Linked DNA regions of Homo sapiens: regions 2, 3, 4 and 5 are each linked to region 1. The links are chromatin contacts, found by Hi-C or POLR2A ChIA-PET in ENCODE. All regions are on one chromosome and are shown on one strand. The core of a region is the stretch at or near the end of the contact, and the rest is flanking DNA. Distances in the headings are between cores, read along the strand shown.

The links. A loop is a pair of places that touch in the nucleus more often than their neighbours do. ChIA-PET counts read pairs that join two places held with the same protein, here RNA polymerase II (POLR2A). Pooled maps may share reads with other maps.
Region 2: a pooled map shows a loop between it and region 1 (8-fold over the local background). The contact joins the promoter of RIPK1 here to the promoter of C6orf52 in region 1. A Hi-C loop is called at or near these places in 1 of 168 maps with a recorded cell type or tissue (CD8-positive, alpha-beta T cell) and 1 of 50 pooled maps. POLR2A ChIA-PET finds 5 or more read pairs at or near these places in 1 of 52 experiments (CD8-positive, alpha-beta memory T cell).
Region 3: a loop to region 1 is called in a pooled map, with 10 times the contacts of the local background. The contact joins the promoter of FAM8A1 here to the promoter of C6orf52 in region 1. A Hi-C loop is called at or near these places in 6 of 50 pooled maps. POLR2A ChIA-PET finds 5 or more read pairs at or near these places in 3 of 52 experiments (CD4-positive, alpha-beta T cell, CD8-positive, alpha-beta T cell and naive thymus-derived CD8-positive, alpha-beta T cell).
Region 4: a pooled map shows a loop between it and region 1 (12-fold over the local background). The contact joins the promoter of ECI2 here to the promoter of C6orf52 in region 1. A Hi-C loop is called at or near these places in 4 of 50 pooled maps. POLR2A ChIA-PET finds 5 or more read pairs at or near these places in 2 of 52 experiments (OCI-LY7 and activated CD4-positive, alpha-beta T cell).
Region 5: a map of naive thymus-derived CD4-positive, alpha-beta T cell shows a loop between it and region 1 (16-fold over the local background). The contact joins the promoter of CDYL-AS1 here to the promoter of C6orf52 in region 1. A Hi-C loop is called at or near these places in 1 of 168 maps with a recorded cell type or tissue (naive thymus-derived CD4-positive, alpha-beta T cell) and 5 of 50 pooled maps. POLR2A ChIA-PET finds 5 or more read pairs at or near these places in 1 of 52 experiments (naive thymus-derived CD4-positive, alpha-beta T cell).

Annotation. Positions count from the first base shown.
Region 1 is chr6:10,693,160-10,696,012 of GRCh38, forward strand. It overlaps C6orf52 (chromosome 6 open reading frame 52), which reads right to left and starts at 1,457. Exons shown (of 5, transcript NM_001145020.3): 1 at 1,335-1,457. PAK1IP1 (PAK1 interacting protein 1) reads left to right here and starts at 1,813. Exons shown (of 10, transcript NM_017906.3): 1 at 1,813-1,910. The coding sequence starts at 1,827. RefSeq lists enhancers at 1,371-1,420, 1,429-2,031, 1,461-1,840.
Region 2 is chr6:3,066,891-3,069,743 of GRCh38, forward strand. RIPK1 (receptor interacting serine/threonine kinase 1) reads left to right here and starts at 1,604. Exons shown (of 11, transcript NM_001354930.2): 1 at 1,604-1,771. RefSeq lists a silencer at 1,473-2,262.
Region 3 is chr6:17,598,820-17,601,672 of GRCh38, forward strand. It overlaps FAM8A1 (family with sequence similarity 8 member A1), which reads left to right and starts at 1,483. Exons shown (of 5, transcript NM_016255.3): 1 at 1,483-2,302. The coding sequence starts at 1,591. It overlaps LOC102724591 (a long non-coding RNA gene), which reads right to left and starts at 157. Exons shown (of 5, transcript XR_007059485.1): 1 at 1-157. RefSeq lists a silencer at 1,342-1,821.
Region 4 is chr6:4,134,218-4,137,070 of GRCh38, forward strand. It overlaps ECI2 (enoyl-CoA delta isomerase 2), which reads right to left and starts at 1,358. Exons shown (of 10, transcript NM_206836.3): 1 at 1,294-1,358. The coding sequence starts at 1,343. ECI2-DT (ECI2 divergent transcript) reads left to right here and starts at 1,855. Exons shown (of 4, transcript NR_103764.1): 1 at 1,855-2,031. RefSeq lists silencers at 1,404-1,543, 1,704-1,913.
Region 5 is chr6:4,773,982-4,776,834 of GRCh38, forward strand. It overlaps CDYL-AS1 (CDYL antisense RNA 1), which reads right to left and starts at 1,445. Exons shown (of 2, transcript NR_183279.1): 1 at 1,291-1,445; 2 at 545-776. CDYL (chromodomain Y like) reads left to right here and starts at 2,423. Exons shown (of 7, transcript NM_004824.4): 1 at 2,423-2,826. The coding sequence starts at 2,803. RefSeq lists an enhancer at 1,114-1,767 and silencers at 1,575-2,204, 2,225-2,774.

The DNA of each region.
Region 1 (2,853 bases), core at 207-2,706:
ATCAGTTTAAGATTATGAGGTCCAGCCCCAGCCAACGGATGCAGGACACAGCAGTAAGGACAACCCAAAGGCGTAAGGGACAAATATGTCTGCTTTTCCTTTGTTCAGGAGTGCTCTCACCATCGTTCCATCTGCAATTGAGCACCCTTTCTGCATAAAGTAAAAATTGCCTTGCTGAGAGATCTTTTGTCTCCATGCTGACTTTTCTTCGTGTCACCAATTATCTATTTCTAACAATAACAAGGTCTTTTCTGCACTGCAGTGACAACCAAAGCATCCCAAATGAAATCATTTCTGCAAGACCCAAACTAGCCTCTATTAACACGTACTAACAATTCAGAACACCAGAGAAGAAAAGTTATTGGAAACAAAAGGGTCTAAGCGCTGAAGCACTGTATCGCACTTGAAATGGAGGCTGAAGATTTGAGAAGGATGGACTATGCATCTTGTTTACCAAATGACCTACTACGGTGTTTATGAGAACTATACGAACCAAGATTTACTCTGTTGGGAGCTTGTAGGAAAGCTGTAATGTCTAAGACATACCTGAATCTCTAAACCTTATTAAATAAAACTTTTTTTTTCTTTGAAAGGGGGCCTGGCTCGTCCCCCAGACTGGAATGCAGTGGAGCGATCTCGGCTCACTGCAGCCTCGACCTCCTGGGCTCAAGCAATCCTCCCACCTCAGCCTTCCGAGTTGCTGAGGCCACAGGCGGGCGTCGCCATGCTGGGCTAATTTATAACATTTTTGTAGAGACGGCATCAAAATATGTTGCTCAGGCTCACTTTGTTTTCCCAACTCTCAAATGAAGGCTCTGGCCGGGCGCTGTGGCTCACGCCTGCAATCCCAGCAACTTTGGGAGGTCGAGGCAAGCGGATCACCTGCGGTCGGGAGTTCAAAACCAGCCTAGCCAACATGGAGAAACCCTGTCTCTACTAAAAAATACAAAATTAGCCAGGCGTGGTGGCGTATGCCTGTAATCCCAGCTACTCGGGAGGCTGAGGCAGGAGAATTGCTTGAACCCGGGAGGCAGAGGTTGCGGTGAGCCGAAATCGCGCCACCGGACTCCAGCCTGGGCAAAAAGAGCGAAACTCCGTCTCAAAAAAAAAAAAAAAAAAATGAAGGCTCACTGCTCCCTCCCCAGGAGGTGCCGCAACCTTGGCCAATACAGCCCCAGAGTTAGACAAGCAGACAGAGAAAGTGTGCAGGGCTGGGGTTCTGGCCCGGGCAGACGGGAACGCGGACACATCTAGCACTCCGAGTCCGTCAAGGCAGCGCGAGCGCTGCGCCGCTGGAACAAGTCACCGCGAACCCTAATCCCACCCCTCCTTACCCTATTAACGACAGAAAGCCTCGTTCCGCTGGTCCCTGAACAAAAACTCCTACCCTACTAGTACACAGCCCACAACAATGCACGCTGCCGGCGCTACAGCCCCTAAGCAACCGGCCGGAAGTCGGCCCCACCTCCTCCTGATGTCACGGAAATGAAGGGCTTCGCAGAGGATGTCCCGCCCGCTCCCTTCAGACGGGCGTAGCTGGCACCTTCCTGAGATATGCCTGCTTGCCCCCGATTTTTTTCTCCTTGCAGTGAGAACCTCCTCATGTGGCATCTTTACTTATTCTCTTCTTGGAAAATCCATGTGACCTCCCCGCGCTTAAAGTGTTTCCACGTTACAGGCGACTTAAAGGCAGCCCTGGAGCCTGACGTATAATTCGAGCGCCGATGCAGAAAGGAGTCAGGTGTTTTTTTTTTTTTTTTTTTGGTTTCCGGTTCTGTCACCTCCAGGCTGAGCCGGGCTGGCGGAAGAGGCACGTGCGCTGCTGAATGGAGCTGGTCGCTGGTTGCTACGAGCAGGTCCTCTTTGGGTTCGCTGTACACCCGGAGCCCGAGGCTTGCGGCGACCACGAGGTGAGATACCGCGTAGTTAGAGACAGTCGGAGGCGGGGCCGGGAAGGTCGGGTTTGGTTCCTACACAGCAGAGGTGAACATTGGAGCGCCTGCTGTTCACTGGATGATTTGATGAATCAAACCTAAGAGACTTAAGAGAAAAGCTAACCTTTTAAACCGTAGAATGGACATTTTATCAAAATGAGGCAATATCTGCCTTTTCTAGTAGACAAAAGGTCCACGGGACACAAAGGAAACCGGCATTTCTGCATACGGACAAATGAGTCGTAGATTGTGGATTTAAGGATCGATCCCATAAGTTGACAGTATTCAGAATTTAATGAAAGAAGATCTCGCTCTTTTGCTGAATTTCTGCCCTGGAATTTTACAAATTACTAGAACTAGATTAGGATAAATCCCTTATAGGTAAAGCGATACCAATTCATTATTTGTTGGGAACTTATGGCGAGCTGGGCGGTGGAGATGCAAAGATGCTGGAGGTATGGATCTTGCCTTAGAGACGTTGCCTACATAAGGGGTGGAGGACTGAGGAGACGCATAGATGGAGAGAAATTACAGCAGAATATGATATTACTAGATGTGTGAATAGATAAAAAGGTCAAATAAATTATCAGTAGTCAAATAGGTAGATAGGACTATACTCACGACTAGGAATCCGACCTCCTAACATCTAGCTCACTTTTATTCTTGAAGCAATTCTAAGCATTTTCTAGAAAATTGAGTACAGTACTTCTTTATGAAGTCAAGGCGTCGGTCTTTAATTATCCAGAAAATTTGGAAGTATATCACTTGGCCTATTGCTTTCGTTTATTTTGTTTCCTACTCCAGTTATTTGCTCTTTGTCTTTGGCTGAAAAGTGATGTGTTTTGAATAGTCAAAGATGATGCTATTTAATTTTTTTTTTTTGTAGTGAAATTACTTAACTGTGTTCCAGACACACAGT
Region 2 (2,853 bases), core at 354-2,853, 7.6 Mb before region 1:
CATCCCTCCTTCCCTGCAAATCCCTGGCAGCCGCTGATCTTTTTTACTATCTCCGTAGTTTTTCCTTTTCCAGAATGTCACATAGTTGGAATCATGCATTATGTAGTCTTCTCAGATTGGCTTCTTTCACTTAGATTTATACATTTAGGATTGCTCCAGGATTTTTTTTTTTTTTTTTTTTTTTGTGGCTTCAGAGCTCATTTCTTTTTAGCACTTAATATTCCATTGTATAGATGTACCACAGCTTATCTGTCCACCCATTAAGTGATATCTTGGATGCCCTCAAGTTTTGGCAATTATGAATAAAGCTGCTATAGACATTCTTGTACAGGTGTTTGTATGGGCATAAGCTTTCAACTCGTTTGGGTAAATACCAAGGTGTGGAGTTGCTTCATCTTATGGTAAGAAGAGCTTGGTTAAGAAATTGCCAAAATGTCTTCCAGACTCTAACATTAGGCATTCCCACTAGGAATGTATGGGAGTTCCTTGTGCTCCAGATCCTCATCAACATTTGTTGTTGTCAGTGTTCTGAATTTTAGCCATTCTAATAAATGTGTAATAGTATTTGTTTTTTTAAATTGCAATTCTTTAATGACATGATGTTGAGCATCTTTTCATATGCATATACATATGGTGAGGTGTATGTTCAGAGCTTTTGCCCGCCTTTAATCAAGTTGTACATTTTCATATTGTTGCATTTTAAGAGGGTTTTTTTTGGTATATTTTGGGTCACAGTGCTTTATCAGATATGTCTTTTGCAAATATTTTCTCCCAGTCTGTGGCTCGTGTTGTGAACGTGGCTAGTTCTCTTGACATACATATCTTTTCACAGTATGTAATCCTGTTGTGCTTTTTTTTTTTTTCCTTTTGAGACGGAATCTTGCTCTTGTCACCCAGGCTGGAGTGCAGTGGCGCGATCTCGGCTCACTACAATCTCCACCTCCCAGGTTCAAGGGATTCTCCTGCCTCAGCCTCCCGAGTAGCTGGGATTGCTGGTGCCCGCCACCACGCCCAGTTGATTTTTGTATTTTTTAGTAGAGATGGGGTTTCACCATGTTGGCCAGGCTGGTCTCGAACTGCTGACCTCAAGTGATCCGCCCGCCTTGGCTTCCCAAAGTGCTGGGATTACAGGCGTGAACAACCGCGCCCGGCCTGATGTGCATATAATTTTATTATTTGATTTTTAATATACATGAATAGCATGCAGTTCCAACTTTGCTCGAGACTTCACAATTACCATTTTAAAGGGCTGCAAAATAATCACATTTCCTCCTCAACAGCCCCACTTTACAGATGAAGGTAGAGGAATGCTAACTTGCCTATGCTAACCCGCAGAGCTCTGAATCCTCCGGATAGCGCCCCCGCTGTAATCCACCCAGTGCTTCCCTCCAGACCCTTCTCCCTCTCGTGCGCGCGGAGGTTTCGGTTTCCTCTTTTACGTAGGCCGCCCCACTCGCTTGAAAACAAAGTCCGCGATCCTCTAGCCCGCAAGAGAGCTCCGGGACTCAGACCCCGGGCGCGAGGTCCCACGAGCGGCGGGGCGGCGCTCTCGCGGTCCTCCTCCCCGGCAAGGGCCGGGGCAGGGGGAGGAGGCAGCGCGAACAGTCCACGCCCTCCAGCCGGGCGCGCTCGACGCGGACGGCGGGCCAGCTGCCGGAGCGCGGCGACTCCAGGGGACCCACAGCTGGGGCGCCAGAGCGCGGCCATCCGGGCGGGGCCGACGGAGCGCGGCAGGACTTGGCTGGACGGCGCGGCCACGGAGAAGGGCGCGGTGAGCGGACTGGCACCGCGCGGGGAACATTCCGGAGGCCGCCGGGCTCAGTCCCGGTGACCCCCCTGGTCGGGGTTCGCGCGCCCTCCCCCAGCACGCCCGGGCAAGGCTGCCGCGGCGTCGGAGTAATCCCCAACCCTCCGCCGCCGCTTCTTCCCTCACCCGGGCCTCCAGACGTTTGCCGCGGAAACGAAAGTAACGCTCGGGTGCTTGCGTGGAGGCCGGGGCGGCCGCGGGCTTCCCGGAAGGAGAGGGACTCTGCCCGGGGTGCGCGCGGCGGGCGGGCCCCGCCGGTACCGGAAGTCGGGCGGTGGGCGGGGCCGCGGGCGCTCCCGGAAGTCAGGGGTGCTCCGCTAGGTGTCTCTGCTTATCCGGAGTCCGCTGGCCGCCTCTGTGCCAGAGGTCGGGGCGCTGGACTGGTAGCGGGCGGAGACCTGCCTTTGGGCCGCGGTTACCGCGTGAGGGTGGAATAGGCAGTCCCACACGCCATTAATGTTGTTTTGGTGGAGAAGGTGGGCTCCTAGTGCCCTATCATTAAGAAAAAACAGTTTGGGCTCTTCCCTTACCAGCCCTTTGAAAGGGCCTTTTACTGTTGCGCTTGAGGCCGCAGCAGGTTCCAAAAACAAAAGCATTTCTGCGTGATCTTAGACGACTGAGGGGACGAATGTGGTAACCCTAGCAGGCTTCTGTCACTGGCAGGTGCTTTTGTGAAGTGCTGCGGACCCTCTTGAGGGTTGGGAAGAGGATAGGCTGCATCCTCCTTCCCTAAGCATTTGACAAAGCCTCACAGGGATGCGGGGGTTGCGGGGGCAGGGGGAGGTCTGGGGTTGTTAGTTCTTTCTCTCTTGCTGACCATTTGGCTCTCCCTTAATCAGAGCTCTTTTTTATTTTGGGCAAAGCAGGAGGCTGTTCCAATGATTAATTCTTCCCTGACTTACACTTGAAGAAGCCAAGGCAGGAAGTGAACTTTGAAATGTGCAATGTCTTAGTACTCATCTGCATTCTGTGACTGCTAGGAAGATGGACTGAGTCAAGAGGAAATTGTCTTGTTAGAAATGTGGAATACTGCGTCGGGCACGGTG
Region 3 (2,853 bases), core at 233-2,732, 6.9 Mb after region 1:
ATGCTGCAGACAGGCCAAGGAGAATCCAGATAGGCCTTGCTGGGTTTCTTGCCTGTTTGCATCAGAGTGTTTTTTGTCCAGTCATTTTTTTTGAGACGGAGTCTCGCTCTGTCGCCCAGGCTGGAGTGCGGTGACGCAATCTCGGCTCACTGCAAGCTCCGCCTCCCGGGTTCACGCCATTCTCCTGCCTCAGCCTCCTGAGTAGCTGGGACTACAGGCGCCCGCCACCACGCCTGGCTAATTTTTAGTATTTTTAGTAGAGACGGGGTTTCACTGTGTTAGCCAGGATGGTCTCGATCTCCTGACCTTGTGATCCGCCCGCCTCAGCCTCCCAAAGTGCTGAGATTACAGGCGTGAGCCACCGCGCCCGGCCTTGTCCAGTCATTTTTTTATACGGCTGTCCATGCTTTGTTGAACCTAAGCATACAAATACACGATTTCCCTTGTTATCTTTGGGTCTTCATTCTGAAGGCTCCCGTGTCACATAAAACGATGGTCAAATCAATGTCTATGTCTTTTCTCCTATTAACTGCCTCCTGTCAGTGACTTTCAGCGAAACTTCAGAAGGTGAAGCGGAAGTTTTCCTTTGGCCCGGACAGCATCATCATTAATATCATTAATAAATATTCCCACAGTATTTGGCCCTTGTATGTCCTTTGTATGGTGCTGGGGATACAATAACATATCGCTGCAGAGATTTTCAAATGTAAAAGAAGAGAGATTATACTGATTTAAAAGCTAGATTCTGTCCTCACCCTGGAGCTAGTCTGCATTTACGAAAACTTACTTTCCACTGCGGTAGACAGACGCTTTCTACTCCAGCGCAACTGTGCCTTTCCTCAAATCTAGTCTCAAATTTAGGTTCCTTTTCATTTTCTGTTATGGAAAGGCCCTCAGCGTATCCCAGGCTTTGGAGCCTTTTGTTAGTAGTCTGGCCCATGCATAATTTCCCCTTCCTCTGAATTATACATAGCACCTCACTAGTTATATTTTAATACACTTTCCTATGTCTCAGTGGTAGTTTCCTATATTAATATATATCCCAGTTTAGTTTGGCTTTTAATTTCTTTTCTTCTAAGGGGATAGATGCGTTCTGTACCACCTTCTCGAGTACTAATGGTTAACTGGAATGAACACAAGCAACAAACCCTCCGGCCTGGATCCCAAAACAACAGTCGCGGTTCTGCAACAGAAAAGGCTGCGCTGGCCCTGGGACCTGTCTCGGAAATACTCCTCATCCATCTAGTTTCTCCCAGGACAACTAGGCCCAACCCCACGGGAATATACAGAGAGGCCTCGGGTCACAGACTTAAAGCTGTAAAAGGGAGGAGGCGACGGTCTGGTCCCAGTCACCGACCAGCCACCGACTACTAGGGCCCGAACCCGGGACTGCAGACGCACCTCCCCGCCCTCCCTTCCCAGCTCCGCCTGGCGGCGGGCGTTGCTCCTGAGGGGCGGGGCTTCCGCTTCCGGCGGGGGATTGTTGACGCCTGCGGTTGCTGCGGTGGTGACGGGGCTGTTGGGGAGGGGCCATTGGGGGAGGGAAACGGAGCAGTGACAGGTATCCCAGAGGGTGCTGCTGAGGCGACGATGGCCGAGGGGCCCGAGGAAGCCCGAGGCCACCCTCCCGGGCAGGACGATGGCGGAGGGGACCACGAGCCCGTCCCTTCCCTGAGAGGCCCTCCTACCACCGCCGTCCCATGCCCCCGCGACGACCCCCAGGCCGAACCCCAGGCCCCGGGCCGGCCCACAGCCCCGGGCCTCGCGGCTGCCGCCGCAGCCGACAAATTGGAGCCGCCGCGCGAGCTCAGGAAGCGCGGGGAGGCGGCCTCCGGCTCCGGTGCAGAGCTGCAGGAGCAGGCGGGCTGCGAGGCGCCCGAAGCCGCGGCGCCACGAGAGAGACCAGCTCGGCTGAGCGCCCGCGAGTACTCCCGGCAAGTGCACGAGTGGCTGTGGCAGTCCTACTGCGGCTACCTCACCTGGCACAGCGGCCTGGCCGCCTTCCCAGCCTACTGCAGCCCCCAGCCCTCCCCGCAGAGCTTCCCTTCGGGCGGCGCTGCAGTCCCCCAGGCCGCGGCGCCGCCGCCCCCGCAGCTGGGCTATTACAACCCCTTCTACTTCCTGAGCCCCGGGGCCGCGGGGCCTGACCCGCGGACAGCTGCCGGCATCAGCACCCCTGCTCCAGTCGCGGGCCTGGGACCCCGGGCTCCTCACGTGCAGGCGTCGGTCCGGGCCACTCCAGTGACGAGGGTAGGATCCGCAGCCCCTTCGCGAAGCCCGAGCGAGACCGGGCGACAGGCAGGTGAGAAGCGCGAGGTGGAGGCTGGGCGGAGTAGAAGGGTTTTCGGGGGCCTGTGGGGTAGAGCTGGCACGCTTTTTAGACCTGTAACTGCTGCTTCTACTCTGATTGACTATCCTGCCCGTTCAGTTCACTAGCTATCGTTTGTCCAGGCCCTAAATTCCCAAAATGTACAAGGAGGCAATACAGTTTCTTCTTCCTTTAGACCTGGCACTCCAAATTGACTCCCTTACTCATGGGACTAGTTGTTTATTCGTGAAAAGAAATTGCTCTTCAAACCATCCTCTTCCTTTGGTTTTCACGCTCTGCAGTGAGGGCCAAAGCTAAATTCGCAAATGGCAAACCCACTTTTGGAGGGGCTCGACTGGTAATGCTGAAAATTATTCAGACATTGGCTACTTAGGACAGTGGAACTGAACGGATATAAAAGGAGATCGACATGGATACAAGTGGAGTTAGGAAGTTTTGATTGGGTCAAAGCTTCACTTCATTTGATCAATATCTTGTATATTGTGTAATTGTTTTTGCTTCTGTGTGTGAACTAGAATATTTTG
Region 4 (2,853 bases), core at 108-2,607, 6.6 Mb before region 1:
TGTGAACATACAAGAAATATTCAAAAGAACACACGAGCAGTTGCTGGCATTCCAGATAGAGCCACAGCCTTCTCAGCAGATGGGAGGGAATCTACCTGCAGTGGAAGGGAGTCAGTGAAGGGGGCTCAGCAGGCGTGCCCCTTTCTATGGGTATGTTTAACCAGCCAGCCAGGAACAGAGCAGAAACAGCAACCACCGCGGGGGTGATCAGCACGTTTTTAAGCACACATAGTGAGCGGGGGTGGGGTGGCAAACTTGAATGCACAGGACTCAGGCCACAAGCTAAAAATGGAGTTCACGACGATGACACTGAATAATAGAGTTAATGGCAAAAAAGATGATTAAAATAATACAGGTTACAAAGCCCAAACCTAACACACAAACACAATTATGTAACTCGAAAATGGTGCAATGAACTCTAGGTTCAAACTTTGGACTATTAGTAACTGATTCAGTAAGATCAGCCTAGAGTAAGTTTTACATTAAAATGATTTTCTGTAAAGGGAAAAACTGCATCTTATATGGCAAATTCCACGTAGAAAACGAAAGAAAAATTTAAAATATCCACAGAAAGCCGAAATGTACAAGTTTCCACAAAATGTGGAACAAATTTATTTTTAAATAAAGCGTGAGTTTTAAAAACAAATAGCAAAAACACGACCATTTAAGAAAATACATAAAGTCGGGAAAATCACTCATAATTCTACCACTTCAAGGCCACCACCGTGTTTCGGTTTTGTTCCCTATGCACAGATTCGTGCGGGTTCCCGGGACCCCAGGGAGGTGCAGCGTGCTTCTTAGCCGTTACTCTGTACCCGGCCATTTCACTTTATAGCATACGTGTTCTCCAAGAAGCAGAGTGTTAAGTCCACACGAGTGATAACGGCTTGCGTTTACCTCGCTTTTAGCAAGCGACGCTTTGCACCCCAGAAGCAGCCCGGCTGGGAAGTGCAGGCCCGGGTGCTCAGCTGGGGCGGCTCACCCGCCCGGAGTCCGGCCCCAGGAGGATGGGAGCGTGCGCGGAGGCAGGCGGAGACCTTGGGGACTGCTGACAGGGAACCATAGCCCTGACCTCCCGACGCGCCCATCCTGACCACTCCGGGCCCAGCGGTGCAGGAGGGCGCGCGTGAGGTCGTCACTTTTTAGCACTACCTCACCGGAAAACCAGCAAAGCAAAATCCTGTTGCCACCTAGACAATAGGGAAGGAGGGTCTTCCAACGGCGGCGACCTTCGCCTGGACAGCGGTATCCTGCGGGCGACCATGGGCCGAACGGCCGGGACTCCAAGCTTACCTCGGACACGAACGCCGCGCCAGTCTCCAAGCCAAGTACGCCATCGCCATCCCTTGGGCGGCTCTAGGGCTGCGGGGGCTCGGGGGTGGGGCCGGGTCTCGGGGGCGGGGCCTAGCTCGGTCTGCGGGGGCTCGGGGGTGGGGCCGGGTCTCGGGGGTGGAGCCGGGACTCGGGGGCGGGGCCTAGGCTCCCGGGCTGCGGGGGCTCGGGGGTGGGGCCGGGGCTTGGGTGCGGGGCGGGGCCGAGAGCAGAGCCCAGGCAGGAGCCTGGGGCATGGGCGGGGCCAGGGTTGGGGCGGGGCCAGGCTGAGAGCGTAGCCACGCCGCATTCGCCATCGCTAGCCCGTGGCCTCCTCTGGGGCTGCGGGGGCTCGGGGGTGGGGCCGGGGGGGTCGGTGCGTGGGCGGGGCGGGAGCTCTAGGCGGTTAGGAGTCGGGGCTCAGATGCGGGGGCGGGGCCGGAGCGAGGCCGGGTATCACCCGGGAGTGGAGGAAGTGCGGGGGGTTCGCGGCGCGGGGAGGGTGATCCCGGGAGGACTTGCGCGGCGCGTGGGGCGGGGCACAGATGCTCCCCGGCCTGGCTCCGAGTAACTGCGAGCTGGAGGCGCGGCTGCTCTCTCGGGCGGACCTCAGCTCTGCGAACCCTGTGGCTGCCGGAGCACTGAGCGCCCTGCCCGGAGTCCCGCGGAGCCTGGCGAGGAGGGGTCGCTGCATCCCGAGGGCCAGCCCTGAGCCGGGAGGTGGGGTAACAATTGAGGGCGTATGCTTAAAAGCTGCTAGGTCATGCATCCCCAAATCGAAGGTTTGCAGACCTGGTAGGACGCCTGGGGGTCAGAAGTGATTTTTGGAGTACCCAAGTTTTTAGTGTCAGTGAAGAGTTTGTGGATATTTTTGAGTTCTGCTGAGGCATTTGCAAAGTATTTTCTTTGGGGAAGAATTCTTAAGAGTTGGAAGGGCCTTGGCTGTGTCACCTTGTCCAGTTCCCAGAGAACCAAAAAACAAAACAGAACAAAACGAAACAAAACCACCCCTCTAAATTCTGTGCCCAAGTTGTCCCATCCAAGCATGCCTAGGAGTTTTAGATTTATGTAGCTGACACCTGTGGACTACCTATAGTGAGCCAGGCTAATTGTAAGTCTTTGGACAACCCTGTAAGGAAAATGATATTGCCCTGTTGAGCTGATGTGGAAATTGCCCTGTTGAGCATATTGCCCTGTTGAGCTGATGTGGAAACTGAGACCCAGAAAGATTAATCAGGTGAATTCCCCAAAGACAGGAGGCTTGCAGGTGGGCAGAGTCCAAGTCTCAAGTAACTTTATCATTAAGTTTCATCAGGTAGATCTGGGTAATAGTGTAGATGGGGCAACACCAAAAGTCAAATAGAACAATTTGGGCTTATCCCAAAGAGATTTTTTTTTTTTTGAGATGGAGTTTCCGTCTTGTTGCGTAGGCTGGAGTGCACTGGCACAATCTCGGCTCACTGCAACCTCCACCTCCTGGGTTCAAGTGATTCTCCTGTCTCGGGCTCCCGAGTAGCTGGGATTACAAGCATGCGCCACCAG
Region 5 (2,853 bases), core at 195-2,694, 5.9 Mb before region 1:
ATATGTTTGTTGTGGATGTCTATGTTCCTTTCTTTCCCTCTCCTGGGCAACAATGGCAGTTTTGGAGACTCCTTGGAGACCACAGTACCATTACGCACATGGTGGAGCCCCTTGTGAATGCCTAAGCTTGTGGATGTTCTGAAGGGGGCAATAATTGGAGTAATGGTCATGGCGAGAAGTGCTTGTATTTGTATTGGTCCATCATTGCATAATAGGCTTATATGTTATATGTATCTATTTCCTATTGAGGATCTCTTTTTTACAGTTGATTTTTCTTGAGGGATTTTAAACTATCACCTGCCAGTATTTGAGCGCTTGCCGAAGTGTGCACTCAATGCTTTGAGATTTCCCAAATGTATAAAATCCTAGTCCTTGCCTTCAAGGAACTTACAACTTTTGTTGATAAATTGGTAAACCTAGAGAGAAGGCAACAATGAAATGCAGCATATAATGGAAATGCTAAGTGAGAGGAAAGAGGCGCTGTTTGGAGGAGGGAGAGGGAATTGGCTGGGCCATCAGGGAAAGAGGCAGAGCTTGAGGCGCCTTGACCAGTTGATGAAGTGGTGGCTTTAATTTGCGATTCTTGTGCAAACATTTGATAATGGGAATTGGATGTGTAGGTATTGGGCTTTCTCGTGGACACTGAAATTCCATTCATTGAACAACACCTTATTTCCTGTATAGAGAATGGTGCTAGGGGCCAGCGTCAAATTTGAAGATGAAGTCTGACTGAAGGTCATCGTTTGGAGTTGGGGTGGGGTGAAGAGTAGACAAACCTTAAAATACAGAGACGAGTGCTGCAGTGAGCACGCGTGAGTGCTTAGGCAGCGCTTGAAGAGGGAGTTACCGATTTGGCCCTGGAAGTCAGGAAGGCTATCCTTTTAAGGTGATCCCTGAGCTGGGAGTTTGTTTCAAACGGTGGGGACCGCAGGTAGAAGCACCGCTTAAGGGGAACGGCGATTCGACTCGCAGTGACTTAAGGGTTGGCGTGGTGCTTGTTCCTGGGCGTGGGGAGGACAGGAAACCGCGGGGTCTGTGAGACGCCCCGTGGTTGTTGAAACGCTGTTGGGGGGCACAAACGAATAGGGCTTTAGGAAGAAAACTGGTGGGAGGAGCCTTGTGGCTCCAAGGTAGGTTAGGAACTGGAGCGAGATGGAGCACGGAGGAGTGAGGCGGCCCGAAGGATGCCCGGGGAGACATGGAGGAACTGGCGAGGGCTTCCCGATGCAGGGCCTGGGGGAGAGGGTGAACTAATGCCTCTGCAGTGCCCCGTGGGGAAGTTCCGCATACTCGGCCAGAGTGATCGGAGTTGGCGGCTGTCTGGGGGAGTTGGGTCAGGAAGCCCCTTCTTTCGCCACCGATGGGGCACGTCCAGGGCCCGGCAGGTGTGCCCTGGCAGTAGATCTTCCCTGGGAAGTGGAGCGCGGGCCAGCCCTCGCTGTTCTGAGCGAGGGCCTGTCGTGTAGTCCACACCGTTCCGCGAAAGGAACCACCATTGACAGCCTCGTTCGATTAGAACCCGGACCTCCCTGGAATCCAGACTCGGTCCCTTCCCAGCTGCGCTTCGGAGGAGGCGGACGCTCCGAGAGGAACCCAGAGGCCTGGCGTGGGGGGAGCTGCGGGCAGAGCGGAGGCAGCCGCGCCCTCGCGCCGCCCTCCGCCGCGCCCGGCTCCCGCCCCCCGGATCCCACCCCCGGCCTGCCGCGGAGCCAGCGTGCCAGCCGGAGCTCGCCGGGCCACCCCGCGGGGCGCGCGGCCCGGGCTCCGGGTCTTGGCGGCGGCCGGTGGGGCGGGCATGGGGTGGGGTGGGTGCTCCACCTGGCCACGCCGCCGGCCCTTCGCGGGCTGGCCCGGCCCCGGACGGGCGGGCGCACGGAGGCCGCCTCTTGGGCTCCTCCTGGAGGGAGGCGCGCGGTAGACGGCGCGGCCGCTGCCGTCGGGGCGGTGGGCTCCAGACGCGGGCCGGCTCGCTCGCATGGTTCCCTGCCCCATCTCGGGTCCGTCGCTGCCCGTCCTGGTGTGCACAACCGCGCTGCGCCTCGAACCTCGAGGTCCAGGTCCCGCCTGCCCTGGGCCGGGCCGCAAGCGCCCACGTCGAGGCGGGCTGGGGGGCGGTGCCGCGGGCCAGGCCGACCCCGCAAGCGGGACTGGGGAAGTCGGAGCCCCGCCCACCACCCCGCCCCCCGCGCTCGCGGCCCCGCCCCCGACTGCCCCGCTCCTCCCCTTCCTGCCGGCTCGCTCCCGGCCCCGCCGGCCGCCCGCCTCGGCCCCGAGCGGAGCCCACTGCTCCCCTCGGCTGCCCCGCCCCGCCGCCGCCCCGCCCCTCCCGCGCGGGCGGCCCGAAAACCCGGAGCGCGGGAGCGCGGCTCCGCAGGGCCGGGCGGCCGCACTGGGCATGCTCAGTAGCCGGGGCAGGTTTTTTGGTCGCAAGTAGGAAGCTTTCTGCACTACACCGGAGAGGGGAGCCGCGATCCGGCCGCGCCGCCCGCACGCCGCCGCGCCCGCCCCAGCCCGCCCGGCCCCGCGGCGGGGCGCGATGAGCCCGAGCGCGAGCCGGCCCGCCGGGGAGTGAGCGCGGGGCGCCCAGGGCGCGTTGCGTAGCTGCTCCTGCGCACAACCCCGCCGCGCCGCCGGCCCGCACTGGCCGCGGAGTGCAAGAGGCTCGTCCGTGCCCAGCGCCCGGCCGGCCGCGGGAGCAGGAAGCGCAGGCCACGCAGGACCCAACTGAAACAAAGTGTCGGCCGCCCGGCGCCGGCGCCCGCCCCGACCCTGCCCCTCCCGCCCGCAACTCCGCCGCCCACCATGGCTTCCGAGGAGCTGTACGAGGTACCTCCCCTCCCCCCGGCCTCGGGC